Regions from separate parts of the Homo sapiens genome. Here region 2 is linked to region 1. Evidence: read pairs that join two places in POLR2A ChIA-PET (ENCODE). Cell type or tissue: PC-9. All regions are shown on one strand. Each heading gives the region's core, and the rest is flanking DNA. Links, peaks and the distances in the headings are about the cores only.

What was found. ChIA-PET counts read pairs that join two places held together with the same protein. Peaks named below come from ENCODE experiments on the same cell type or tissue, not always from the same donor. Only the 100,000 strongest peaks of a DNase experiment are listed, where the experiment ranks them.
Region 2: POLR2A ChIA-PET joins it to region 1 with 28 read pairs; 19 of 35 experiments call an interaction of 5 or more read pairs at or near these places.

The regions. Positions count from the first base shown.
Region 1 is chr5:134,272,820-134,288,803 of GRCh38, forward strand. It overlaps a transcript of CDKL3 not described here. Among named protein-coding and RNA genes, the nearest start is that of PPP2CA-DT, 54 kb to the left of the region's middle. RefSeq lists a silencer at 11,766-11,966. In PC-9, for the core only: no CTCF peak of the experiment used is centred there; a DNase peak (open chromatin) is centred at 7,012; H3K4me3 peaks cover 377 bases; H3K27ac peaks cover 1,391 bases.
Region 2 is chr5:134,181,830-134,193,093 of GRCh38, forward strand. No RefSeq gene overlaps it. Among named protein-coding and RNA genes, the nearest start is that of SKP1, 11 kb to the left of the region's middle. In PC-9, for the core only: no CTCF peak of the experiment used is centred there; no DNase peak of the experiment used is centred there.

The sequences.
Region 1 (15,984 bases), core at 3,780-11,779:
TGGGTGGCAGGCTTATAACACTTACATGATTGTTAGAATTTTTTAAATTTCCTTTAAAGAAGTTAGAATTTGTTTTGACAAGCCATTGAGTTACTTGCAGATCACCTTGGTCCCTAAGTGTCTTTTTTTTTTTTTTTTTTTGAGACAGAGTCTCACTCTGTTGCCCAGGCTGGAGTGCAGTGCGGCGCAATCTCAGCTCACTGCAACCTCTGCCTCCCAGATTCAAGCAATTCTCCTGCCTCAGCCTCTCAAGTAGCTGGGACTACAGGCACGTGCCACCAAGCCCAGCTAATTTTTGTATTTTTAGTAGAGACTGGGTTTCACCATGTTGGCCAGGCTGGTCTTGAACTCCTGACCTCATGATCCACCTGCCTCGGCCTCCCAAAGTGCTGAGATTACAGGCGTGAGCCACCATGCCCAGCCAAGAGTCTTGTTTTTAAGCTGTGTAAGAGCATATCTAAAAGGCCTTTTATTGTAAGATAGTTTAGCCCTACTACAAGATATGATATGGGGTCTCTACTAAATGCCCTGGCTGTTCAAAAATATCTCTACACATTAGATGGCAGAAACTTGAGTCGCTCCTAGCCCTGTGGGATCTCTGACAATTATTTTACTTATAGATCCCTGGGAGATATTCTTTGACTGGCCTTGTAAATTTCATCCTATATATGGCTTATCAGTTTGAGTACTCCAAAAAACAAATACCAAGAAGAGGGTTCTAAGAGATTATAATGTTGTAAGGAAAAATGGGAAGGGAGCCAGGGGAAGCTAGGAGAATCATATAATTGCAATGCAGGTCTGACCCTTTTGAAAGAGAAAAGAAAGGAAAGTTGAGTGGAAGACATTTAGACTGCACTGCAGTTCTGAGGAAGTTTGGAAATCTGATGGGGAATCCTCAAGCCAAAGTCTCCCATCAGAGGCATTCTGCATTTCTCAGGAATAGGCCTGCCTTCATATGCCTGAGAAAGTCATTAGCTGGGAGTTAACACATGGGAAGCATGGCCTTACTGCAAATGTGGAGATGGATTTCAGAGTGCAGCAGCTGGGCCCATTAGTCAATTATGCTCTTCACAGTTAGACACGTTACAGACACATTTTTTAGGCCACCAAATATTCACCCCTTGCATCAAACAGATATACATCTCCTCAAAATTCAGAGACAGGCTCCTCCATGATGCCTATTATCCTTTCTTCCTGGGGGGAAACTAAGAATAGAGAGAATAATGAGACAAACTACAGTCCTCATCACTGCAGTTGATCTAAGCGCTGCACCTGGTCTTTATCCTCTCCCTCCTCCAGTGATTCATTCTGAATTTCCTCACTCACAGCCATCATTTCAGCAGGTCTTGGTGCCTTACCTAGTGGTGTGATCCAAACCTCCATTCCTGGGAAATCTGAACTCTTAGTAATCATACCCTTTTCAGTCTCAGGTTGCCACACGTGTTCATTCACAGTTCCAGTGGTTCAAGGCACTCAAATGGATAATGGGTTGGACACATTTGCCACCCTTCCCCCTTCATGTAACAGTAGTCCTACTTCCTCCTGCTGATCAAGGCCAATTACCCTTCCCAGTATGGTGACTTCTTTTCTTGCCTGCTAGACCCTGGACACAAAGAATTCAAAATGCCATTGTGGAAATTGCAACTTTACGTTAAATGGAACTCTTGCTGTGTGCGACCTCTAGCAAGATTATGCCCCTTTTTGAAACCAAGAACTCCAATTCTGTCAAAGCCCAGGATTGCAGGGACGAGAAGTACAAAATCTCCCAGTTGGGACATGAATCCCCATTTTGGGAGTAATAATAAGAGGAGCCACTCCTGCTTCCATGCCCTGACTCCCAGACCCATGTGTTTTTTCCCCCTGGGGATATAATATCCTAAAAAAGTCTGCATATATATCCTGCATCCGGAAGATTGGCACATTATCTTTTCAGAATATTTCCTCTGAGCTAGCACTTCATCTGTACTTACAAAGGCTGATCCAGTGTTCTATAAGGCTGGCTGCTTTAGGATGGTACATGTGATATTGCCAATGAATCCCATGGTCATGAAACTACTCCACACCCTCTTCACTGTAAAGTGGTTGGATGCTATGTTGTGTGGAATTCCATGCCTATGAATTATTCTGTAAGCCCCAGAGAAGCTGAGAATCTTTAGGCAGGAAGTATAAGACCATACTCAGAATAAGTATCTATACCTGGTGAAGATAAAACTCTTGCTCTTTTGGGTTGAAAGAAGTCTGATATACTTGACTTGGCACCAACTAGCTGGTTGGTCTCTTCAGAGAACAGTGCTGTGTTAGGGGTTCAACATTAGTCTCTGCTGCTGTAGTTTTCAGTGTCCAAATCTTCAACCTCATTTCACCAGGCCTGTGAATGATGGTGAATGATGTGTCCTCTGGGTCCTCCCATGATTCTCTGGTTAGATGTCTGGTCTTACATTACACATCTATTCCAGCATGCCTACTTTCCTAAGCCTCTTTAACCTTTCCTGTGCCATCTGTAAGGGCAACTCAGGCCTTTCCATTTCCCTGAGTGTTAGCCACAGCATTTTCCAAGCTTCTAAAAGCCACCTCAGCAGTGAATTTGCCTTATCCCCTAAGGTCCTTGCAAGGGTGTTAAATCCCATGTCCTGAGATAGTACTCCTGAGTAAATTAATTCTTGCTTATCTATGCTTACATTCTAGTCCCCTTGATCAAACACCCTAAAAATCTAATTCCAAGGATACATCCCTGGCTCCTGCTAGTATGCTAGCTAATTCCTGCAATTCTTTTGATATAAGTCTCTTTTCTTCCCTTATCAGGCCCAGCATGTTTTCAACAAAGTTACGCTAGGATTTAGCCTAAGTTATTGACTTGGCAGCCAAAAGTTGGGGCAGCTACTGAGATGAGCACCTGCAGCATCATACAGCAAAATATTAAGTGTTAGTTCTTACAAGGGCTTACAAGCCATCTCTGCAAGCCCAGGGAGTGCAAGGGCTGCAGTGCTAGCATTCTTAGGGGCATTCGATGAGATGTCCCCATTCCATGTTTCAGGGTCCCAGGTTATCCCCACTAGGTCCTGACCTTTGTATAATAGGGCTGCTGGGCATTCAAATGTCTCATGTCTCTGAAGTTCTGCAACTCTAACAATTAGATCTTCATCCTACTGCTCACGTGTGTCTGCTCTTCCACTGCAGTACATAAGGAGCTCTTTGTAAGATGATACCACGAAACCATCTGGCTTAGCCATTAACTGCTCAAGAGCTTTCAGTTTCTGATTATCCCACTGCAAGGCATCAATACAACTCAGCAGTAACCAATTCACCCATCTTTGGAGGTAATCTCCTTCCTCCTCCAAAATCTTTCTCTGCCTGCATCATCACACCTTACACAGAACTTCCCTCTACCACATCATTTTCCAGGTTGCCACCTGTGAAATCTTTAGTTGCTGAGCTCTGGTTTATGCTAGTGTCTATCCATGTCCCACGTACCAGTCAGAATGATGTTCTCTTTGCCTGTCAGGAGGTGAGTAAGCCAGTCCCAGATCCCATCTTACTGCCTATTTTCTTGGACCATTCACTGTTGGTACCACTTGTGTTAGCTCAAGTCCCCTAAGAAACAGATGGCAAGAGATTAGATATACAAGAGATTTACTGGGAGAAATACCTGTGAGAAAACTGGGAAAGGAGCCAGGGGAATCTAGGAAAGGCATCAGACTGTAATGTATGTCTGACCTTTGTGAAGGAAAGAAAAGAAAGGTTGAGTGGAAGCAACTTACACTGCAGTGCATTTCTAAGGAAGTTTGGCGATGCCAGTGAATAATCTTTGAACCAAAATTTTGAGTTTTCCATCTTCCAAGAATGGGCTTTCCTCAGTATCCCTGTGCCTAGTCACTGACTGTAAGCAGCAGCCATGGGAAGATTCCTTAGTATGAACATGGTGATGAACAGGGCCCATAGGTCAAAATTACATTCCCTGCAGTTGGAGGTCTGAGAGGTCTATTTTCATGGCTGCCACAATTGCACAGATTAGTATTCAACCAAAGACTGGAAGGTAACCCATGCAGACTTTTGAGCACCTTCTCTACATAGCATTTCTCTTCTCTAGTACTCTGCCTTGCAAATTCTGGTCACCTTGGCCTCCCCAAGCTTCTATCCCTACCTCATCAACTCAGCAAAGCTGCCAGGCTCTCCTTGGGTTATGCCATCCTGTGCTGTGGTCCAGAAATTGCCTCTAAGCAAAAAGCCTATGTAATCATAGTGCTCACCTCATTCATTTTCCATCTATAAGGGACTATGGTCCGGGTTGGCTGTTGCCCAATGTCTAATGCATTGTTTCAGATACTTTTTTCCATTATCCTAGCTTTTACAAAGGAAGAGTAAGTATCATGCCAGTTGCTCCATCATGGACAGAAGTAAAAGCTCCTCCGTTTTCTGTGGTGTGTGTTTGTTTTAAATTTCATTATTTTTTACTTTTGTCTTATTTATTTCTCTCTGGGTTTAATTTGCTGTTCTTTTACTCACTTCTTGAGATACAAGCTTGGATCACTGATATTAACCTTCCTTCTTTTCTAGCATATGCATTTTACACATTTCCATCCAACCACTGTTTTAACTACATCTCAGAAGTTTTGATATGTCATATTTTCATTATTAGTTTCACATACTTTCTAATTTCTAATGTGATCTCTTTTTTGATTAATGGATTACTTAGAAGTGTACTGCTTAATTTCCATTTTCTAATTAGTTTTTATAATTCATTTCTACCTTAAGACTATTGTGGTCAGAGAGTACATTCTGAGTGCTTCCAATCTTCTGAAACTTTGTTGAAGCTGGCTTTACTGTCAAATTTTATAAATTCACCTGTATACTTAAAAACAGTGTATATTCTAGCTGGGCATTATGCCTCATGCCTGTAATCCCAGCACTTTGAGAGGCTGTAACGAGAGGATCACTTGAGGTGAGGAGTTCAAGACCAGCCTGGGCAACATAATAAGACCCTGTCTCTACAGAAAAATTTTTAAAAAATAACTGGGCATTGGTGGTGTGTGCTTGTAGTCCTAACTACTTGGGAGGCTGAAGTGGAAGGATTGCTTGAGCCCAGGAATTCAAGGCTACAGTGAGATGTATGATGATGCCATTGCACTCCAGTCTGGGCATCAAAGTAAGACCCTGTCTCTATAAAAAATTTTTTAAGGCCGGGCGCAGTGGCTCATGCCTGTAATCCCAGCACTTTGGGAGGCCGAGGTGGGTGGATCACATGAGGTCAGGAGTTTGAGACCAGCCTGGCCAACATGGTGAAACCCTGTCTCTACTAAAAATATGAAAAATTATCCAGGCATAGTGGTGCATGCCTATAATCCCAGCTACTCAGGAGACTGAGGCAGGAGAATCACTTGAACCTGGGAGGTGGAGGTTGCAGTGAGCCGAGGTCACGCCATTGCACTCCACCCTGGGCAATAAGAATAAAACTCCATCTCAAAAAAAAAATTTTTTTTAATATATATTCTTATCCTCAGTGCAGTGTTCTATTATGTCAACAGAGTCAAGTTTACTGTGTTATTTTGATTTTTATGTCTTTACTGATTTATCATGTGCTTGTTTTATCAACTATTGAAAGGTTGTGTTAAATCTACCTTATTAATGTTGATTTGTCTATATTCTCCTTTTAGTTCTGTCCATTTTTGCCTTATATATTTTGAAACTATGTTATTCAGTGCATATATATTTAGAATTGTTATATCTTCTTGTGAACTGGACTCTATCATTAGAAAATGTCCCTTTCTATCTCTAGTTATTCTTCTTGCCTTAAGAGCTATTCTCTCTGATAATAAACAGCAACACCAGCTTGAGTGCAGTGGTGTGATCTCAGCTCACTGCAACCTCCGCCCCCGGGTTCAAGTGATTCTCTTGCCTCAGCCTCCCAAGTAGCTGGGATTACAGGCATGCGCCACCATACCCAGCTAATTTTTGTATTTTTAGTAGAGATGGGGTTTCACCATGTTGGCCAGGCTGGTCTCCAACTCCCTATCTCAGGTGATCTCCCCACCTTGGCCTCCCAAGATGCTGGGATTACAGGGGTGGGTCATCGCACCCAGCTCCAGCTTTCTTTCAATTATTGTTTGCACACTATACTTTTTCCAACTTTTACTTTGAGCATTTCAGTGTCTTATACTTAAGATATTTTTTATATGCAGCATATAGCTGGGGTTTTTTTAACTTTTCTTTTTAGATTGGAGTCTTACTATGTTGGCCAGGCTGGCCTTGATGCCTAGCCTCAAGCAATCCTCCTGCCTCAGCCTTCTGAGTAGCTGGAATTATAGGCACATGCCACCATACCCAGGTTATAGTTAGATAATTTTTAATCCAATCTGATAATATTCATCTTCTATTTGGAGTATTTATTCTATTTGTTTTAATGTAATTACTAATACAGTTGGAATTATACTTACCATCTTTGACTTGAGTTTAATACAAATTACTATTTTAATATTTCCCTGATAATGCTAAAATCTTAGAACACTTTATCTCTATTTGCCCTCTCCTTCTTGCTTTATTGGAGTCATGAGTTTTAATTCTACATATATTTTAAGCCCTCATATTACTATGATTAATCTTTACAGTCAATATTTATTTATATTTACTCACACATTTCCCCCTTTTGTTATTCTTCATTCCCTTCAAATTTCCTGTTTCCATTTGGGACTATTTTCCTTCTGCCTTAAGAACTCTCTTCAGGCCAGGCACAATAGCTCACACCTGTAATCCCAGCACTTTGGAAAGCTGAGGTGGGAGGGTCACTTGAGGTCAGGGGTTCGAGACTAGCCTGGTCAACATTGTAAAACCCTGTATGTACCAATAATAATAATAATAATAATAATAGCTGGGTGTGGTGGCAGGTGCCTGTAATTCCAGCTACTTCGGAGGCTGAGGCATGAGAATCACTTGACCCCAGTAGGCGGAGGTTGCAATGAGCCGAGATTGCACCACTGTAGCCTGGGCAACAGAGCGTCTCAAAAACAAAACAAAACAAAACAAAAAAAAACCTCTCTTCAGCTTTTATCTTAAGGCAGATCTTCTGGCAATAAATTCTTTCTGCTTATATGTTTGCTTAGGGGGAGGTTACAGTGAGCCGAGATCATGTCATTGCACTCCAGCCCAGGCAACAAGGGTAAAACTGTCTTAAAAAGAAGAAAAGTCTGTATTTTGCCCTCATTTTTGTCACAGAATATACGATTCTAGCTTGGCAGCTATTTTCTTTCAGTACTTCAAAGGTGTCATTTCATTGTCTTCTGGATTTCATCATTTTTGTTGAGATCAGCTCCTTTAAAGGAAACATGACTTCTTGCCTTTTAGATTTTCTTTTTATATTTGAATTAAGCAGTTTCATTATGATGTGCTTAGGTGGGGTTTTCTTTCTTTTTTTTTTTTTTGAGACGGAGTCTCACTCGGTCGCCCAGGCTAGAATGCGGTGGTGCTGTCTCGGCTCACTGCAACCTCTGCCTCCCAGGTTCAAGCAATTTTCCCACCTCAGCCTCCCAAGTAGCTGGGATTACAGGTGCACGCCAGCACACCCGGCTAATTTTTTGTATTTTTAGTAGACATGGGGTCTCACCATGTTGGCTAGGCTGGTCTCACCTGGTCTCAAGTGATCTGCCCACCTCGGCCTCCCAAAGTGCTGGGGTTACAGGTGTGAGCCACCATGACCAGCCTAGGTGGGGTTTTCTTTGTATTTTTCCTGCCTGGGGTTTACAGAGCTTCTTAAATACATAAATTTTTGTCTTTCATCAGTTTGGTAGTATTTTTGGACATTCTCTTCAAATATTGCTTCTGCCTTATTTATTTATTTATTTATTTATTTTATTTATTTATTTTTGAGATAGAGTCTTGCTCTTTCACCTAGGCTGGAGCGCAGTGGCTCAATCTCAGCTCACTGCAACCTCCACCTCCCGAGTTCAAGCGATTCTTCTGCCTCAGCCTCCCGAGTAGCTGGGACTACAGACACGTGCCACCGTGCCTGGCTAACTTTTGTATTTTTAGTAGAGATGGGGTTTCACCATATTGGCCAGGCTGGTCTCGAACTCCTGACCTTGTGATCCACCTGCCTCAGCCTCCCAAAGTGCTGGAATTACAGGCGTGAGCCACCACGCCAGCGCTTCTGCCTTATTTTCTCTCTCCTCTTCTTATGGGAACCTAATTATACTTAGGTTAGATCTTTCCACTCTGTCTTGAAGGGGAAACAAACTATGTGTTCAGACTGTTCATGTCTCTGATGTTGTCACTCTAGCTGTATGAAACTACTAGAAAGTTCTGTTAGTTTCTCTGTACCGTAGTAGGGGCCCTCTTCCAGAGCTAAGTCTGAATTCTCAGTTTTTTTCTTGTTTCAAGAATCAGTCTATATTCCCCAGGAAAAAGCCACTGCAAACCATCAGCTCAACTCTCTGGAATTATCCCCTCAAATCACTATTACATCATCAGCTCTCTGCCTTTAAACAGAAATTTCTTGCATTTCACCTGGCTTTAGTGGTTCTCAGTGGATGTTTAATTTTGTTGCAAACTATCATATCTAGAAGCATAAGTATCTTACGCCATATGTTTTGAGACTGCATTTTTATTATCATTTTCTATGTATTATTTTATTATCATTTTCTATGTATTATTATATGGAAATTATTATCTAATTTCCATTATTATTTCTTCTTTGACACCTTCAGAAAGTATTTTTTAAAATTTCGTATATATGGGGCCGGGCGCAGTGGCTCACACCTGTAATCCCAGCACTTTGGGAGGCTGAGGTGGGTGGATCACCTGAGGTCAGGAGTTCGAGACCAGCCTCATCAACATGACTAACCCGTCTCTACTAAAAATACAAAAATTAGCTAGGCATCATGGTGCATGCCTGTTATCCCAGCTACTTGGGAGGCTGAAGCAGGAGAATCACTTGAATCCAGGAGGCAGAGGTTGCAGTGAGCCAAGATCATGCCACTGCACTCCAGCCTGGGCAACACAGCAAAACAGTGTCTCAAAAAAAAATCATATAGATGGGTTTATATGGGTTATTTTTCATATTGGGGCAAAGTGTTTTCTTATATATTAAATCAAACTTAAATATTGTGTTATTCAAATCCGCATCCATACTTTTTCTTTGTTTCCTTGTCAGTTACTGAAAGAGAAGTATTAAGAATATCATGCTATGATAATGGATTCTTCAAGTTCTCATGTTCACTAAATTTATGCTTTATATATTTTGGTGCAAAAACTTCTTGGCTTTTATGCCTTCTCAGTGAATTAAATAATCATATGTAGTGTCCCTCTTTATGTACAGTAAGTTTTTTGCTTTATAATTTGTTTTTCCTGATAATATAGAGCCACACTAACTTTTTTCCCTGTTTGCCTGTTATATCTTTTCTAACATATATTTTCACTATTTCTGTGTCCTAATGTATATACATGTTTTTTGAGATGGAGTCTCGCTCTGTCGCCCAGGCTGGAGTACAGTGGTTCCACAGCTCACTGCAACCTCCGCCTCCCGGGTTCAAGCAATTCTTCTGCCTCCTCTTTTTGAGGAGTAGGTTTTTTTTCTAATTCACTCTTTACTTAGGGTAACACTTTTTACAGGCTCGACTTCATGCACAGTCTCCAACATAACTTCCAAACTTGCTTACTAGGTTTATCTCCTTCCACCTGGGTGACCTGTTCAAACCAGTGCTCTAAACCACCAGTAACTTTGGGCCTTTGATGAGAGGTTTCACAATTGGAGTTTTTCAGGATATGCAGTATACATTTAATCAGATACCCACCACACATATTTCCAGAAATGAAAAAGTAGATTGCTTTTTCTTTCTTTCTTTCTTTTTTTTTTTTTGAGATGGAGTCTCGCTCTGTCACCCAGACTGGAGTGCAGTGGCACGATCTCGGCTCACTGCAACCTCCGCCTCCCGGGTTCAGTATTACTGATCATTTTTAACATTATTCCTTAATTCTTCAATAAGTCTCCAAACTACCAAGGTCATTTTGAATTTAAATTATTTGTTCCATACACATTAAGGTACATAATCATATAAAGGCACTGGGGGTTGGGTGATAACGGTTTGACAACTCTAACTTCCAAGAACTAATAGTTTTGTTGATGACACACACAAATTAAGAGGTAACTAGCATCACAAAGCAGGATGTAAAACATAGTATAAACAATGGAATATGGGAACCTAGAAAAAAAGGAGATTGCCTTTCATAGGAAGAGTCCAGGTCACGCAAGGAAGACTACATAAGCTTAAACATGAAAAATTAATACAATTTGGGAGGATCAAAATTTGTTAGAGTAAGTCAAGTAGGCCTGATGACTGAATGGCTATCAGATACATGGAAGCTGAAAAAATTAAGTTAATGCCAAGTTTCAAGCCAAGGAAAACAATAGTACTACTTTTAAAAACAAGAAAAGCTAAGAGAGAAAGATGGTTTGGGGAGAAATTAATACAGTTTAGATATGGTAAGTGTTTTAGTCTGTTTTCTCGCTGCTGATAAAGACATACCTGAGACTGGACAATTTACAAAAGAAAGAGGTTTATTGGACTTACAGTTGCACATGGCTGGGGAGGCTTCACAATCATGGTGGAAGGCAAGGAGCAGCAAGTCACATCTTACGTGGATGGCAGCATGCAAAGAGAGAGCTTGTGCAGGATAACGCCCCCTTGTAATAACCATCAGATCTCATGAGACTTATTATCACAAGAACAGCATGGAAAAAACCTGCCTCCAAGATTCAATTACCTCCCACCAAGTCCTTCCCACAACACATGGGAATTCAAGATGAGATTTGTGTGGGTACACAGCCAAACCATATCATTCCACCCCTGGCCCCTCCCAAATCTCATATCCTCACATTTCAGAATAAATCATGCCCTCCCAACAGTCCCCCAAAGTCTTAACTCATTTCAGCATTAACTCAAAAGTCTACTCAAAAGTCCACTTGCCTTATCTGAGATAAGGCAAGTCCCTTCCATCTATGAGCCTATAAAATCAAAAGCAAGTTATTTACTTCCTAGATACAATGGAGGTACAGGCATTGGATAAATACAGCCATTCTGAATGGGAGACATTGGCGAAAACAAAGGGGCTACAGGTCCCATGCAAATCCAAAATCCAGTGGAGCAGTCAATTATTAAAGCTCCAAAATGATCTCCTTTGACTTCATGTCTCACATCCAGGTCACACTAATGCAAGAGGTGGGTTCCCATGGTCATGGGAAGCTCCACCTCTATGGCTTTGCAGGGTACAGCCTCCCTCCTGGCTGCTTTCATGGGCTGGCATTGAGTGTCTGCAGCTTTTCCAGGCACACAGTGCAAGCAGTCAGTGAATAGTGGGGGAACCAGCCCCCAATATTTCAACGTAGGTTCTTTTCTATTTTCCCTAAGTGTTGGTCTGTCTGAGAAATAGAGAAAGAGTACAAAAGAGAGAAATTTTACAGCTGGGCCTCCGGGGGTGACATCACCTATTGGTAGGCTCCGTGATGCCCCCTGAGCTGCAAAACCAGCAAGCTTTTATTAGGAATTTCAAAAGGGGAGGGGGATACGAACAGGGAGTAAGTCACAAAGATCACATGCTTGAAAGGGCAATAAAAGATCACAAGGGCAGAGAGGCAGAGCAAGATTACAAGGCCAGGTGAAATTAGAATTACTGATGAGGTTCCATGTCCTGCTGGGCACACAGTGTCATTGATAAACATCTTAACAGGAAAGAGGGTTCAAGAGCAGACAACCGGTCTGACTAGAATTCGCCAGGCTGGAATTTCCTAATCCTAGCAAGCCTGAGGGCACTGCAGGAGACCAGGGCGTATTTCATCCCTTATCTTCAACTGCACAAGACAGATACTCCCAGAGCAGCCATTTTAGAGACCTCCCCCTGGGAAGGCATTCCTTTCCCAGGGTTATTCCTTGCTGGGAAAAGAATTAAGCAATATTTCTCCTATTCGCTTTCTGCAAGAAGAGAAATATGACTCTGTTCTGCCTGGCCCCACAGGCAGTCAGACCTTATGGTTATCTCCCTTGTTCCCTGAAAACCACTGTTATCCTATTCTTTTTTAGGATGCCCAGATTTCATATTGTTCAAACACACGTTTTACAAACAATTTGTGCAGTTAACGCAATCATCACAAAGTCCCGAGGCGACATACATCCTCAGCTTACGAAGATGATGGGATTAAGAGATTAAAGACAGGCATAGGAAATTATAAGAGTATTGATTGGGGAAGTGATAAATGTCCATGAAATCTTCACAATTTATGTTCTTCTGCCATGGCTTCAGCCGGTCCCTCCGTTCGGGGCCCCTGACTTCCCGTAACAAGTGAGTCTACCATTCTGGGGTCTGGAGGACAGTGGCCCTCTTCTCACAGCTCCACTAGGTGGTGCCCCAGTAGGGACTCTGTGTGGGGGCTCCAACCCCACATTTCCCTTTTGCACTACCCCAGCAGATGTTCTCCATGAGGGCCCCACCCCTGCAGCAAACTTCTTCCTGGACATCCAGGCATTTCCATACATCTTCTGAAATCTTGGCGGAGGTTCCCAAACCCCAATTCTTGACTTCTGTGCACTCACAGGCTCAACACTACAGGGAAGCTGCCAAGGCTTGGGGCTTGCTCCTCTGAAGCCACAGGCCAAGCTCTACATTGGCCCCCTTCAGCCATGGCTGGAGCAGCTGGGACACAGGGCACCAAGTCCCTTGGCTGCACACAGCATGGGGACCCTGGGCCTTTCCTCCTAGGCCTCTGGGTCTGTAATGGGAGGGGCTGCCGCAAACGTCTCTGACATGTCCTGGAGACATTTTCCCCATTGTCTTGGGGATTAACAGTCAGCTCCTCATTGCTTTTGCAAATTTCTGCAGCTGGCTTGAATTTCTCCTCAGAAAATGGGATTTTATTATCTATTGCATTGTCAGGCTGCAAATTTTCTGAACTTTTATGCTTTGCTTCCCTTATAAAACTGAATGCCTTTAATAGCATCCAAGTCACCTCTTGAATGCTTTGCTGCTTAGAAATTTCTTCCACCAGTTGGGTGCAGTGGCTCATGCCTGTAATCCCAGCACTTTGGGAGGCCAAGGCATGTGGATCACGAGGTCAAGAGATTGAGACCATCCTGGCCAACATGGTGAAACCCCGTCTCCACTAAAAATACAAAAATTAGGTGGGTGTGGTGGCACATGCCTATAGTCCCAGTTACTCAGGAGGCTGAGGCAGGAGAATCACTTGAACCCAGTAGGCACAGGTTGCAGTGAGCCAAGATCATGCCACTGCACTCCAGACTGGTTATAGAGTGAGACTGTCTCAAAAAAGAAAAAAAACAACAACAACAAAAAGAAATTTCTTCCACCAGTTACCCTAAATCACCTCTCTCAAGTTCAAAGTTCCACAATCTCTAGTGCAGGGGCAAAATGCTGCCAATCTCTTTGCTAAAACATAACAAGAGTCACCTTTGCTCCAGTTCCCAACAAGTTCCTCATCTCTATCTGAGACCACCTCAGCTTGGATTTTATTGTCCATATCATGATCAAGCTTCTGGTCAAAGCCATTCAACAAGTCTCTAGAAAGTTCCAAACTTTCCCACATTTTCCTGTCTTCTTCTGAGCTCTCCAAACTGTTCAAACCTCTGCCTGTTACCCAGTTCCAAAGTTGCTTCCACATTTTTGGGTATCTTTTCAGCAATGCCCCACTCTACTGGTACCAATTCACTGTATTGGTCTGTCTTCATGCCGCTGATAAAGACGTACCTGAGACGGGACAATTTACAAAAGAAAGAGGTTTATTAGACTTACAGTTCCACATGGCTGGGGAGGCTTCACAATCATGGTGGAAGGCAAGGAACAGCAAGTCATGTCTTACATGGATGGCAGCATGCAAAAAGAGAGGGAGCTTGTGCAGGAAAACTCCCCCTTGTAATAACCATCAGATCTCATGAGACTTACTATTATGAGAACAGCACAGGAAAGACCTGCCCCCATGATTCAATTACCTCCCACCAGGTCCCTCCTACAACACGTGGGAATTCAAGATGAGATTTGTGTGGGGACACAGCCAAACCCTATCAGTAAGGCTGAAGAAACAGCAAAATGATAAAGTGGAAACATTTAGCAAACATATAGAGACTGTAGCTTCAGGTAAATGTCTGTGGAAGAACTACAAATTTTGGAGAAATACCCTCAGAGGTGGTAGCCAAGCTATAAGAGTAACATACTTCTCTCAAGGAACAGGGAAGAGTGGAGGCCTTAAGAACTGCCAGGGAAACAGGTAGGAAGAAAAATTATCAGTAGAACAGAAAAGCACTTAGAATTAAGAAGAAAATGATGACATGTGACAAAAAAGAAGGCGCGCTTTGAGGAGGAAAAGATGATTCATAGTGTGAAATGTGACACAAAGATCAGGAAAAATAAGGATTTTTTAAAAGTCACTGAATTTGACAATTAGGTGATAACTGGTGCCCATCAAAAGCAAGTTTTTATTACTCTGGTGAAAACAGAACCCTGACTCAATTATTTAATGGATCGAATTTTAATTTTATTCTTCAAGGGGTGTTAAACACAAGAGAGTGTTCCCTATCCTTGTGACTCTATTCTGTGTTCCTTCTTCCAAAGGAAAGGTAATGAGTGCCACACAGCAGCAACCCACTGAGCAACCAGTTGTATCCCCTTTCACTTATGACAACTTCACGTGGTCAAAGGACTTAGAGCCAAGACTCCCAATCATCACATGGATGCTACCCAACAGATTTCAAGACCTAGCCAATTGATTGCCAATTCAGCTGCCCCTGCCACTGCCATTGCCATAACCTACTTGTTTGCATGAGTTTTGGTGGCTATGGAGAACCAAATAGGAGCAATCCTATCAGCAGAGGCATATTTATTGAAAGCCAATGTAGTCCCTCACTTGCACAGGCTGCACCCAAAGCCATGGAAACAGCCCTTCTAATTTTGCCTTTGAAATTTTGTGTTTCCTCCTCAAAAAGAGCCCTCATTTAAAAGTATCAGCTTCCATAAAACCTGGATCTGCCTAAATTAACCAGTAACTCATCTTCTCGACACCTTACCACAGCTATGTTTGTAACTTTACTTTTTTTTTTTTTTTTGAAATGGCGTTTCACCCTTGTTGCCCAGGCTAGAGTGCAATGGTGCAATCTCAGCTCACCACAACCTCTGCCTCCCAGGTTCAAGTGATTCTCCTGCCTCAGCCTCCCGAGTAGCTGGGATTACAGACATGTGCCACCACACCCAGCTAATTTTGTATTTTTAGTACAGATGGGGTTTCTCCATGTTGGTCAGGGTGGTCTCGAACTCCTGACCTCAGGTGATCTGCCCGCCTTGGCCTCCCAAAGTGCTGGGATTATAGGCATGAGCCACCAAGCCTGGCCTGTAACTTTACTTTTAAAACTCCACTAACACTCAAAAACTCTGAGAAAATCCAATGTAACCCCAAATGATAAAAGTTGGAAAGTGTTGAGCTAAACTTGCTTTTCTCAGGGTGGAAAAGAATTACAGTACTAGTATCTCTTTTTTGACATGGTACAACTCTAACTGGGTCTCCAGAGATTAATTTTCTTCCAAACCACAATAGCGGACACATTATACAGCTCTCTTTTAAAACTGTAAATGCCATGTTTTTTCTTGTATTTAATGAAACACTTTATGCCTGCAGAACAGATAACTCATGCCAACTTTATGTCTAAATAAATGGTGACCAGTGCACAGATACCCTAGGAGTTTCACAGGCAGTATGCAACAAGAGTAGAGGACACTTTCAGACCTAATTTATTCCCAAAGGGAATTAAGTCAGGATAAACTCAGATAACTCGCATAACAAAACTTAAAGACCATAATTCTTCATCCTTGAAGAAGACACAGAGACCCAGTGAACTACTAAATTTCATCACTACAAACCCACTGTGTCCTGTGTGTGTTAAACCTTGAGTCCTCACAATATCTCTAGGATAAGCTATTTTGTCCCCATTATCCAGCTGGGAA
Region 2 (11,264 bases), core at 2,762-10,761, 92 kb before region 1:
AAGGATGTGGAACAATCGGAGCTCTCATACATTTCTGGTGGGAGTACAAATTGGCACACTTCAGAAAACTGGCAGTATCTACTAAAACTAAACATACATGTACCCAGTGGCCCAGCAACTCCAATTCTGGATATATACTCAGCAGAAATAAGAACTTATGTCTACCAAAAATATGTTTAAGAATGTTCATAGCAGCTTTATTCATAAGAGTCAAGAAAGAACAAATCTATCAACTATAAAATGAAAAAAAAACTGTAGTATATTCACTTAATGGAATATTAAACAGCAATGAAAAAGAACCTACTGATATACACAATGTGGATGGATCTCATGAACAATGTTGAACAAAAGAAGCTAAACCCAAGAATATTGATTGTTTAAGTCCATTTCAATAAAGACCAAAAAAGCCCCAGGCAATAACGAATCTGCGGTGAGAGAAGAATAGTTACCTTTGGCAGGTGACAAGTATTGATGAGGGAAGTTTTTGGGATGCTAAATATTTTTTTTCTTTTTCTGTTTCTTTTCTTTTCTTTTTTTTTTTTTTTTTGAGACAGGGTTTTGCTCTATTGCCCAGCCTGGAGTGCAGTGGCGCAATCACTGTACTTGACCTCCTGGGCTCAAGCAATCCTCCCACCTCAGCCTCCTGAGTAGCTGGGACTACAGGTGCACACCACTGTAGTATATCTGGGCTATTTTTTTTTTTTTTTTGAGACGGAGTTTCACTCTTGTTGCCCAGGTTGGAGTGCAGTGGCATGATCTGAGCTCACCGCAACCTCTCCACCTCCTGGGTTCAAGTAATTATCCTGCCTCAGCCTCCTGAGTAGCTGAGATTACAGGTGCCTGCTACCATGCCCAGCTAATTTTTGTTATTTTTAGTAGAGACAGGGTTTCACCCTATTGGCCAGGCTGGTCTCAAACTCCAGACCTCAGGTGATCCACCCGCCTTGGTCTCCCAAAGTGTTGGGATTACAGGCATGAGCCACTGCACCCAGCCTATTTTTTTTTTTGTAGAGATGGAGTCTTGCCATGTTGCCCAGGTTGGTCTCAAACTTCTGGGCTGAAGCAATCTTCTTACCTTGGCCTCCCAACGCTGGGATTACAGATGTGAGCCACCATGCCCGGCCAACATTTTGTATCTTGGTCCAGATGGTGGTTTCATGAGTGTATGTACATACAAAAATTCACTGAACTACAATTATGTTTGTATACTTTACTGCATGTAAATCATAACTCAGCAGAAAAGAGGGAGAAAGTTCGGGCATGGTGGCTCATGCCTGTAATCCCAGCACCTTGGGAGGCCAAGGTGGGCAGATCATCTGAGGTCAGGAGTTCGAGACCAACCTGGCCAACATGGTGAAACTCCCGTCTCTACAAAAATACAAAAAAAAATTAGCTAGGTATGATGGCAGGTGCCTGTAATCCCAGCTACTCGGGAGGCTAAGGCAGGAGAATCGCTTGAACCTGGGAGGCGGAGGTTGCAGTGAGCTGACATTGTGCCATTGCACTCTAGCCTGGGCGACAGAGCAAGACTCTGTTTCAAAAAAAAAAAGCGAGGAGGGAGTGACAATGTGTGAATGCATGTAACATTCTTAACATGATGCCAGTGTCAATTCCTGAAGGAAGTCTGAGCCCCTGGAGCCTTTCCTTCACATGGCTTCCCAACCCTTCAGAGCCAAGGCTGGAGGAATACAGGAGATGTTGGGAGGGAAGGTGAGGAATTTCTGCAAGGCCACAGGGAGGACTTACCTGCCCATGGGCCAAGAGTTCAACTAAGACCTTGGACAAAGCTACAGAAAGTTACAGCTTCCTTTCCTCTATCTGAGCCAGCCAGTGCAATACCTTCCCTGGTGGACTATGAACCTGCCCTTGGGAAGCTGCTGTGGAATCTCTAGGCAGAAGTGACATCTACACCTAAGTGGTGGAGGAAAACATTTCTTGACCCACATCTGTACCCTGCACCATCAGATTTCAGGAACCCCAGACTGCCTTGGGTCTAGGGTAGGTTGGAGAGTCTTGGCAAGCCAAAGTGGGCCTACCCATGAAGGAGGGACTGAACAGTAATCCTGCCCAAATCAGCAAGCCCATAAGCATAGCCACTAACATTCCTGGAGCATGGGCCTGCCAGATTACCGAGCTAAGCTCTTTCTTTATAATGTTTTAATCTCACAGCAACCCTAGGAGGTGGTTACTATTATAATCTGCATTTTACAGGAGAGATGCCAAGGCTGAGATGGGTTAAGTAATCAGCCCCAGGCCATAGAGCAGGAAAATGGGGAGGTGGGATTTGAACCTAGGTCTGGCTAACTCACCACAGATGAGTCTGACTTCACGGAAGAGCATGAGCTACACCCACCTCTCTCCAAGGAGAGAAGACCATAGGAGTGCACAGTGCCCCCCATGTGCTCAGAGTTGCCATGCTGGGCCCAAGCTAAGGCAGTGACAGGGACGGGATTGCTCTAGAGTCCGTCTGGTCCAGGTCAACCCCCAAGAACTACCAGTACTGACTGGCTCTGACCAACAGATGGCACCAGAGAGCCAGGTGGCTGTCCCAAGGGTGCATCTTCACTGAGCCTGCCCTCTTCCAGGCTTGCCCTCTGGCCCCTCCAAAGGTTGCCCTCTCTCCCCTCCAGGACGCAGACTCCTGTCCAGAAACCCAGTCTGGCCACCAGAGGCTGAATGCCAGTGCAACTTAATCCCATGTCCACAGCGTGACCATGGAAGTAGCCCCCAGCCATCTGGGTCACAGTGTCCCTCTGTGAAATGTAGAGTTTGACAGAGACCTGTGAAATGCAGGACCTGGTAGCAGGGCCAGAAAGACTCAGTTAGGAGCAGAGCAGTGCAGTACAATGCAGCGAGGACTCCTTCACAGATGAGAAAACAATGACAGGCATCACCTATCATCACCGGCTAAGTCTCCCTACCCCTCTGCCCAGAGGACCCCAGCACCAATATGTCGTCTGGAGCCAGCACACTGGGGCAAAGACTACCAGAGAGAAATTGCAATTTAAAAACTCTGCAAAGCCCAGCCAGTCAGCCACCCATGGAGCTCCAGGCAGGCCGACTTGCTGAACATCCCAGGAGCTAGACTGGGATCATCAGTGAGGTAGTCAAGTATGACGTGGGTATGTCTTGCAAGCCAAGTGCCTGACTGTTAACTGCGCAGTCAGGAAGGCCTGTCTGCCAAGGGACTACTGAGTGGCAGGGATTTCTCCAGGAAAATCTCTGAGTCTAGGCCCAGCAAGCTGCTGATATAGACCATGCCAGTCAGTCATTCAGTGAATATTTGTTTACCACCCTCTCCCCATCATGTTGCAGACAGTGGTAAAGAAGAGAAGGATTTTTGCCTTCAGGGAGCTTACCATCTAGTGGGTTCAATGTGATAAGCACAAATAAGAGAATGTTAGGTGGATAAATACTGAGAAGAAAACAAAGTGGGGTTATAAAGGGAGAAGAGGGCAATACATTTAAGCAGAAACCTGCATAAGAAGGCCCCAGCCACAGAAAGAGATGGAAAAAGTGTCTCTAAAAATGAGTTTGGTATGTCCCAGGAACAGTATGGCTAATATGGTTAGAGATTAATGAATGGGGGGAGAGTGAAAACAGATGAGGGCAGAAGAGCAGGTAAGGACCAAATCATGAAAAGCTCTGTGAAGAAAGTGGAATTTCATCCCATTTTCTTTTCTTTTTTTTTTTTTTTTTTAAGATGGAGTCTCATTCTCTTGCCCAGGCTGGAGTGCAGTGGTGTCTCGGCTCACTGCAACCTCTGGCTCCGGGGTTCAAGCGATTCTTCTGCCTCAGCCTCCTGAGTAGCTGGGATTACAGGCGCCCACCACCATGCCCGGCTAATTTTTGTATTTTTAGTAGAGACGGGGTTTCACCATGTTGGCCAGGCTGGTCTCGAACTCCTGACCTCAAGTGATCCACCCACCTCAGCCTCCCAAAGTGCTAGGATTACAGGCGTGATTACAGCCGCTGGCCACTTCATCCCATTTTCATTAAGTAGCCTCAGGTGATGGAAGGTAAGCAGCATGTGGCAGGATCCGCTTTACAGTATAGAAAGAGCGCTCTTGTGATTGTGTGAGTGGATTGTAGTGGGTGGAAGAAGAGAAGCCGCAAGACCTTTCAGAAGGCTTGGACCAGGACAGGGTTATTAGAGATAAAAGAGAAAGATGTATTTGGAGGTGTAGCTAATGAACCACATGTGGAGGATGAGAGAAACAGGTGTCAAGGATAACTGCATGAATGGTGGTACTATTCATGGTGGTACTAAGATAGGAAACACCAGGATTTGGGGTGGAAGGTGTTTGGGAGATCAGGAATTGTTTGAGATGCACGTTAGACATCTGAGTCATGTCAAGTAGGCAGTTGAATACTTAACAGGAGTGCAGGGGAGAAGTTGGGCTAAGGATACAAACTGGGACTCTTCAGCATATAGACAGGGCTAGATGAGATCACCTGGAAGAGGAGAGAAAAAGTCGTGTGAGTACTAAGCCTTGGGTCATTTCCATATTTAGAGGATGGGAAGAACTGGCAAAGGAGTCTGGAAAGCAGCAGTCAAAAAGGCAGGAGGGGCTAGGCGCCGTGGCTCATGCCTACTTTGGGAGGCCGAGGCAGGAGGATCGCTTGAGCTCTAGAGTTCACGACCAGCCTGGGCAACATTGTGAGATCCAGTCTCTATAAAAAATTTAAAAATTAGCTGGGCATGGTCACACACGCCTATAGTCCCAGCTACTCTGGAGGCTGAAGTGGGAAGATCGCCCGAGTCTGGGAGGTTGAGGTTGCAGTGAGATAAAATCATGCCTCTACACTCCAGCCTGGAAGAATCCTTCTCAAAAAAAAAAAAAAAAAAAAAAGTAGGAGGAAAACAAGCAAATGTAGTGTAATGGTAGACAAGGAAAGAAACTATATCTGGGAAATTGTTTTGGTCAATCATTTCAAATGCTAAAAACAAAATTAAAGTCAGAAAAAACATCTACTATACTTGGCAATGGGAAAATCACCTTGATAAAGCTGTAATTTCAGTGGGGTGGTGTGTTGAGAAAAGTGTGATATGAGAAGGTGGACAGAGGACACAGTTCTTTCAAAGAGCTTTGCTAAGAGCAGTATAGAAAAAGGGCAGGCACTTAAAGGGACTGTGAAGTCAAAGGAGTCTGTTTTTAGGATTGAAGATACAGAGCCATGTTGTATGCTGATAGGAATAATCCAATTGAGGAGGCCAAGGATAGAGGTACAGCTGCAGAAAGATTGCTGGATGTTGGCTGGGAGGGGTGGCTCACACCTGTAATCCCAGCACTTTGGGAGATTGAGGCGGGCAGATCACCTGAGGTCAGGAGTTTGAGACCAGCCTGGCCAATATGGTGAAAACACGTCTCTACTAAAAATACAAAAAATTAGCCGGGCGTGGTGGCGCACGCCTGTAGTCCCAGCTATTCAGGAGGCTGAGGCAGGAGAATCACTCAAACCCAGGAGGCGGAGGTTGCAGTGAGCCAAGATCATGCCACTACACTCGAGCATGGCAACAAGTGTGAAACTCCGTCTCAAAAAAAAAAAAAGATTGCTGAATGTGATGGCAGGAAGAAGAGAGACACTATCGACTGTGCCCTGAAGTATTAATATTGGCGAGGTTATAAGTGTTATAGAGTACAGAGAGGAGGTGGCAATTTGAGAAGAGACCGTGTTAATCAGTCCTTTTGAAGCCCAAGAATCTAAGGAAGTGTAGAGGACTATCCAGCAGTAACTGGTCCATCTGACATTTGTGTGAGTCCCACCAGTACAGCTGTGTCCATTCCTCTAGCCACATCCTGCCACTCAGCTGTAGGCAGCAGGCTCTGGTCAGAACAGCACAGCCTGGACTACAGCAGTCTCTCAAACAGCAGCTTCCCCACCGCTGCCCCAGATGGCGGAAATTTCTAGGAATGTTATCAGGTCATGGTCAGTGCTTTTCTACAAACTACACTTCCGCATTCTCTTTCAAAACAAGTGATTTTTCACCTTGTGATAAACAGCATCTAATGCAGATTGGTGAGAAGGAATAGCTCCTTCTCATCCTTTAGGTCTCAGCTCAGTGTCACCTCCTCAGAGACCACCAGCCTAAATAGTACGTTAAATTTACATTAAAACTTATTTTAAAAATTTAACAGCCATCACATCAAGACATACGATTGCCATCAGCCAAAAAAATTGTCAAAATTCACAAACTTGAGTTGGGCAGTAAGCAATGTGCACAACAGTATGTGGAAGTTTTGGCTAGAAGGGTACCTCCTTTTACCCTCTGGCCTCCTGTCTTGCTTTTTCTTCATAGTACATTATTCCTATTGGAGTTTTATATTTGTCTCTCTTGGGTGTTCACTGCACAAGGGCACTTTGTCTTGTACACCGCTTGTGCCTAATGCCTGGCACATAACAGGTGCACAGTAAGTAGCTGCTGAATACCACTCAGCTCAGCTGGTGCCTGGTGGTGGCTTACTTACCCAGTGGAAGTTACTCAAATACCATGGCAACATCTCTTCTTGCCCACTTCACTTGCTGTGCTCTCCCAGATGGCAGCAGCCCCTTACTACATACACCCTGGCTAAGACCTAAGCCCTCTTGCTAGAACCTCTCACCCCTCAACACACACCCACCTTGCTTCACCCCTTTCTTCCTATTCTAATAAATTTAACCCTCTGTTCTCCTTCTTAGATCTTTGCCTTCCTGTCCTTTGCCTTGAGACTTAAGAAGCCTTGGAGTCCTCACAAACGAGAGCATGTAGCACAAACCTTGGAACCTTGGGAGCTGGGGGTCTCAGTTATAGACTTAATGCAAAGACTGGTTCCTGTGGATGCATGACTGCAAGCCAGGCAGCAGGTAGTCTTAGAGCTCAGGTCTGAGTAAATTCGCCCAGTTACCACTTCCCCACCCCCAAGATCCCAGCTGAGAGCCAAAGCAGAGCCTGGATTTTGTCTGGTTGATAAGGGTGGGAAAGGCACAGAACCCACATTGGGGGTGACCAACTGTTCTGGTTTCAAAGCTCTACTGGCTGGGGCAGTGGCTCACGCCTGTAATCCCAGCACTTTGGGAGGCATAGGCGGGTGGATCACCTGAGGTCAGGAGTTTGAGACCAGCCTGGCTAATATGGTGAAACCCCATTTCTTCTAAAAATACAAAAAATTAGCCAGGTGTGGTGGCGTACACTTGTAATCCCAGCTACTTGGGAGGCTGAGGCAGGAGAATCACTTGAACCTAGGAGGTAGAGGTTGCAGTGAGCCGAGATTGTGTCATTGCACTCCAGCTTGGGCAACAAGAATGAAACTCCATCTCAAAAAAAAAAAAAAAAAAAGAAGAAGAAGAAGAAGAAAGCAAGATCTGCTTCCTGGAAAACCTTCAAGTTCTAAGCAACCAGGTCAACTGGTCACCCTATATTGGAGCTGTGCCCAACCGTGGCCACACATTAACAAGCTGGTGAGTTTACTTAGTTTTGCCTCCATGTTTAACTACTTCAGGAACCCATCATACTTCCACCAACTCACTACTGTTACTTTAAAAATAAAAGCTCACACTGGTTAATACCAAAGATGCTAAATGAAAATATGCTATGTGCGGAATGGTGTCTGTTACCATTTGTTTTAAAAGGGCGAGGAGTATTGCTCCCAGAGAAACAATTTAATACACATCATCATGAAGGAAGACTAGAGCACAACCACCCTACACACAGCAGACTTGCTGATATGACTGTGAAAACATCCACAACCATTAGTAGTAACCACCTCAGACCAATAAGGCTGGAGGGGAAACTTTTTTTGTATTCATCTCTATTGCTTTACTACAAGCATGTATTTTATATTAATACGAGTAGAAAAGATCCATTTTTTAAAAAGAATGTGCACTCATACAGATTAGAGATGGGCATTGTTCATAGGGTCAAGTCCTCCGTATCAGAATTTGTTAACTGGCCATCAGGACACCAGACAAGAAAGTAAGTTGGTCTTGGCTTCTGGCTCCTCTCAGATTAGAAGGTAAGGGTCTTCAGAAGGAGGGGAAGATGGTCAGGTGATGACAGGCTAGCATGAGATTTCATTCATTACTACAACTGTCAGCCTAAAGAGCTGACTAGTTTCCAGTAGTCTTGTACAGAATCCCAGAAGTTTATAAAAGAGTCTAAAAAACTCAGGTCATTCAAGAAAACCCACAATTCAGTTGGGAATTCAGATAAAAAATGGAGGAATTATGCCACTTAGATGAATTTTTAAAAGTTAGGGATGGGGTGCTCCACTCCATATATACTTTCTGGTTTTCCTTTAGTATTTGTTAATGCGGGTCCACTGTGAAAATTCTTTTATCTTCAAGAGCAATTGTTAGGCTGTGGTGGTTCAGCTGAACCTCACCTAACTCCCCTTCAAACTCTGGCTCAAATAAATGCCCTTGAGACACAAAGGTTAGTCCATGAACTCTTTTTTTTTTTTTTTTTTTTGAGACGAGTCTCACTGTGTCACCCAGGCTGGAGTGCAGTGGTGCGATCTCAGCTCACTGCAACCTCCACCTCCCGGGTTCAAGCAATTCTCTGCCTCAGCCTCCCGAGTGGCTGGGATTACAGGTGCCCGCCACCACACCTGGCTAATTTTTTTTTTTTTTAATTTTTAGTAGAGGTGGGGTTTCACCATCTTGGCCAGGCTGGTCTTGAACTCCTGACCTTGTGATCCACCCGCCTCAGCCTCCCAAAGTGCTGGGATTACAGGCGTGAGCCACTGTGCCCGGCAGTCCATGAACTCTTGAGAATGCTGTAACCAGGCTACCTGACTTGGGCCAACACTCAAAAGGCCCAGCATGCAAGCCTTCCTCACCACACACTCCCCAAAGGGCCCATCACACACCTAGCTTCCTGAATGGGGCTAAGCGACACATCTAAACCCTAAAGCTGTGTAGGCTATTGCCCACCCTTCAAACACCACTAATAAGAATTTCAGCAAAGGCAAGAGAAACCTAATGCTTCCTGAAAATCAGGAACTCTGCGATCAGAATGCCTGAATAGCAGAACCTTCTCTGCTCTTCTCAACAGAGTTGAGAAAACTCAATAATTCATGTAACATGCTTGGCACATGGAAATGCTCAGTGCTAGACAATATTCACTATAAGCTAATTCTGTCATTTCAAAGATTGAACATTCAGTAGCTACTACTGTCCTAAGTCATTGTGAATTCAACTCAACCCTTCACAGCAATTATTTCAGCACTGAGTGCACTGGAAACCCAAGCTGGTTCAGGATATGTCAGCTATTGCCTTTTCAAGACTGCAACGTCAAATTGATGTATTTCAGAAGCCATGAATCACTTACTCTATACTCTTTTAACATACCAAATGCTGTAGGCCATCTGCCACTCAGGTAGATAGCAGAAATGTCCAACTGCTGCCAAAAGGTGGTTTAAGCAAATACATTTTGAAAATCCAAAAGATGTCTACTCATATTCCCAGCCCTACTTTAAAAATCCTGGCTTCTCATTTCTAGAGTATGGTTATTTTTCCTAGGATCTGTGGTGAAACTAGAAAAACCCAAAGACCAACAAAGCTATCACAATACCCTAAAGAAATCCAGAGCCAAGACTAAAATTAAGGGCAAAACCTGGTGCGGTGGCAACAGGCCAAGAGGCCATACCAGGTCGGACATCACCTGGATCCTTCCAGAGGCCATGAGAGCCATACTGCCATCCCAAAAATCTTGACTCATATTTAAATTGCCTACATCCCTTTACCCTACAACCAGTTTCAGTGCAGCTCTGAGGAGGAGCAGTGGGCTAAGCCTTGGGTTTGTCTTTGCATCCTAATTTTAGTCATAGATCAATGAAAAGATGAAACTTAAAATGGTAGTTTTATACATTTCAACCAAGGTAGAGATGAATGTGGTTTTGGAAAACAAAGGATGTTCAAGACCAAATACATTATACAGTTTCTCCTCCCGCTCCTCTGCCTGCTGCATGCAATACATACTCAAGACCTTCACTGCAAAGGGACTTACATTGCAAGTTGGACTCAACAGCAGGAGTACATTCTGCAGATTTTACATCTGGTATATTTCACCACACCATGTAACCTACTTTCTGATATGTTTGGATATACCTGACCTTAAAGCTCCCCTTTGACCAGGCCTGCCAAACCCAATTACTAGCTCTTGCTCCTATCCCCAGGTTCCAATGCCATACTCAGAGCAGTTCTAGAACTGCAAAAAGCCTAATGATTAGTCTCCTTGCAGATCAGAAGGTATGCTAAGCCTTGAGGTAGAGGCACTCAACAGCTTTGGGCATTTCTAATAGCTTTAATTAGACATTCCATTGTGGTCTTCCATAGTGTTCTATGGAGCAAGCACTCTTAACTTCCTATCACGATTCTGGCCTTTGACTTCCACCATCAGTAATCTTGCTTGCTGGTGGCTACAGCCTACCACTGCACTAAGGAAGAACAGCTAAATTATTTCTTGGAAGAAAGCTTTTAAAAATATATTTTTTCGAGACAAGAGTCTCGCAGTCTGGAGTGCAATGGCGCGATCTCAGCTCACTGCAACCTCTGCTTCCCGGTTTCAAGCGATTTAGTCTCACCCTCCCAACTAGCTGGTACTACAGGTAAGTGCCATCACACCCAGCTAGTTGTTTTTTTAGTGGAGACAGGATTTCACCATGTTGGCCAGGCTCATCTTCAACTCCAGGCTCAAGTGATCCACCCACCTCGGACTCCCAAAGTGATAGGATTACAGGCGGGAGCCACTGTGCCCAGCAGGAAGAACACATTAAAGTCCTTCCCACTAACAACACTGAATGGTTGAGAAGATTGTACACCATGGCTGAGGCTATCTCAAAATAGATTCCGAAGGGACCCAAGTAGTAAAATAAGAGCAGTGGTTTGCAGCATTAGCAGCATCGTACGCAGAGTAGACAAAATCCTGGCTACTTCTCACAAGCCTGTTGAGGATACAAACTAGTCATCCCTCAGTAATCTTGGGAGACTGGATCCAGGACACCTCCCTTGGATAGTCAAGTCTGGAAGTCAGTCCCCTTTACCAGTGGGTTCTGCATTCAAGAATACTGCATTTTTTGGCCAGGCGCGGTGGCTCATGCCTGTAATCCCAGCACTTTGGGAGGCTGAGGCAGGTGGATCGCCTGAGGTTGGGAGTTTCATACCACCCTGGCCAACATGGTGAAACCGTCTCTACTAAAAATACAAAATTAACTGGGCGTAGTGAGCCACGCCTGTAATCCCAGCTACTTGGGAAGCTGAGGCAGGAGACTTGCTTGAACTCG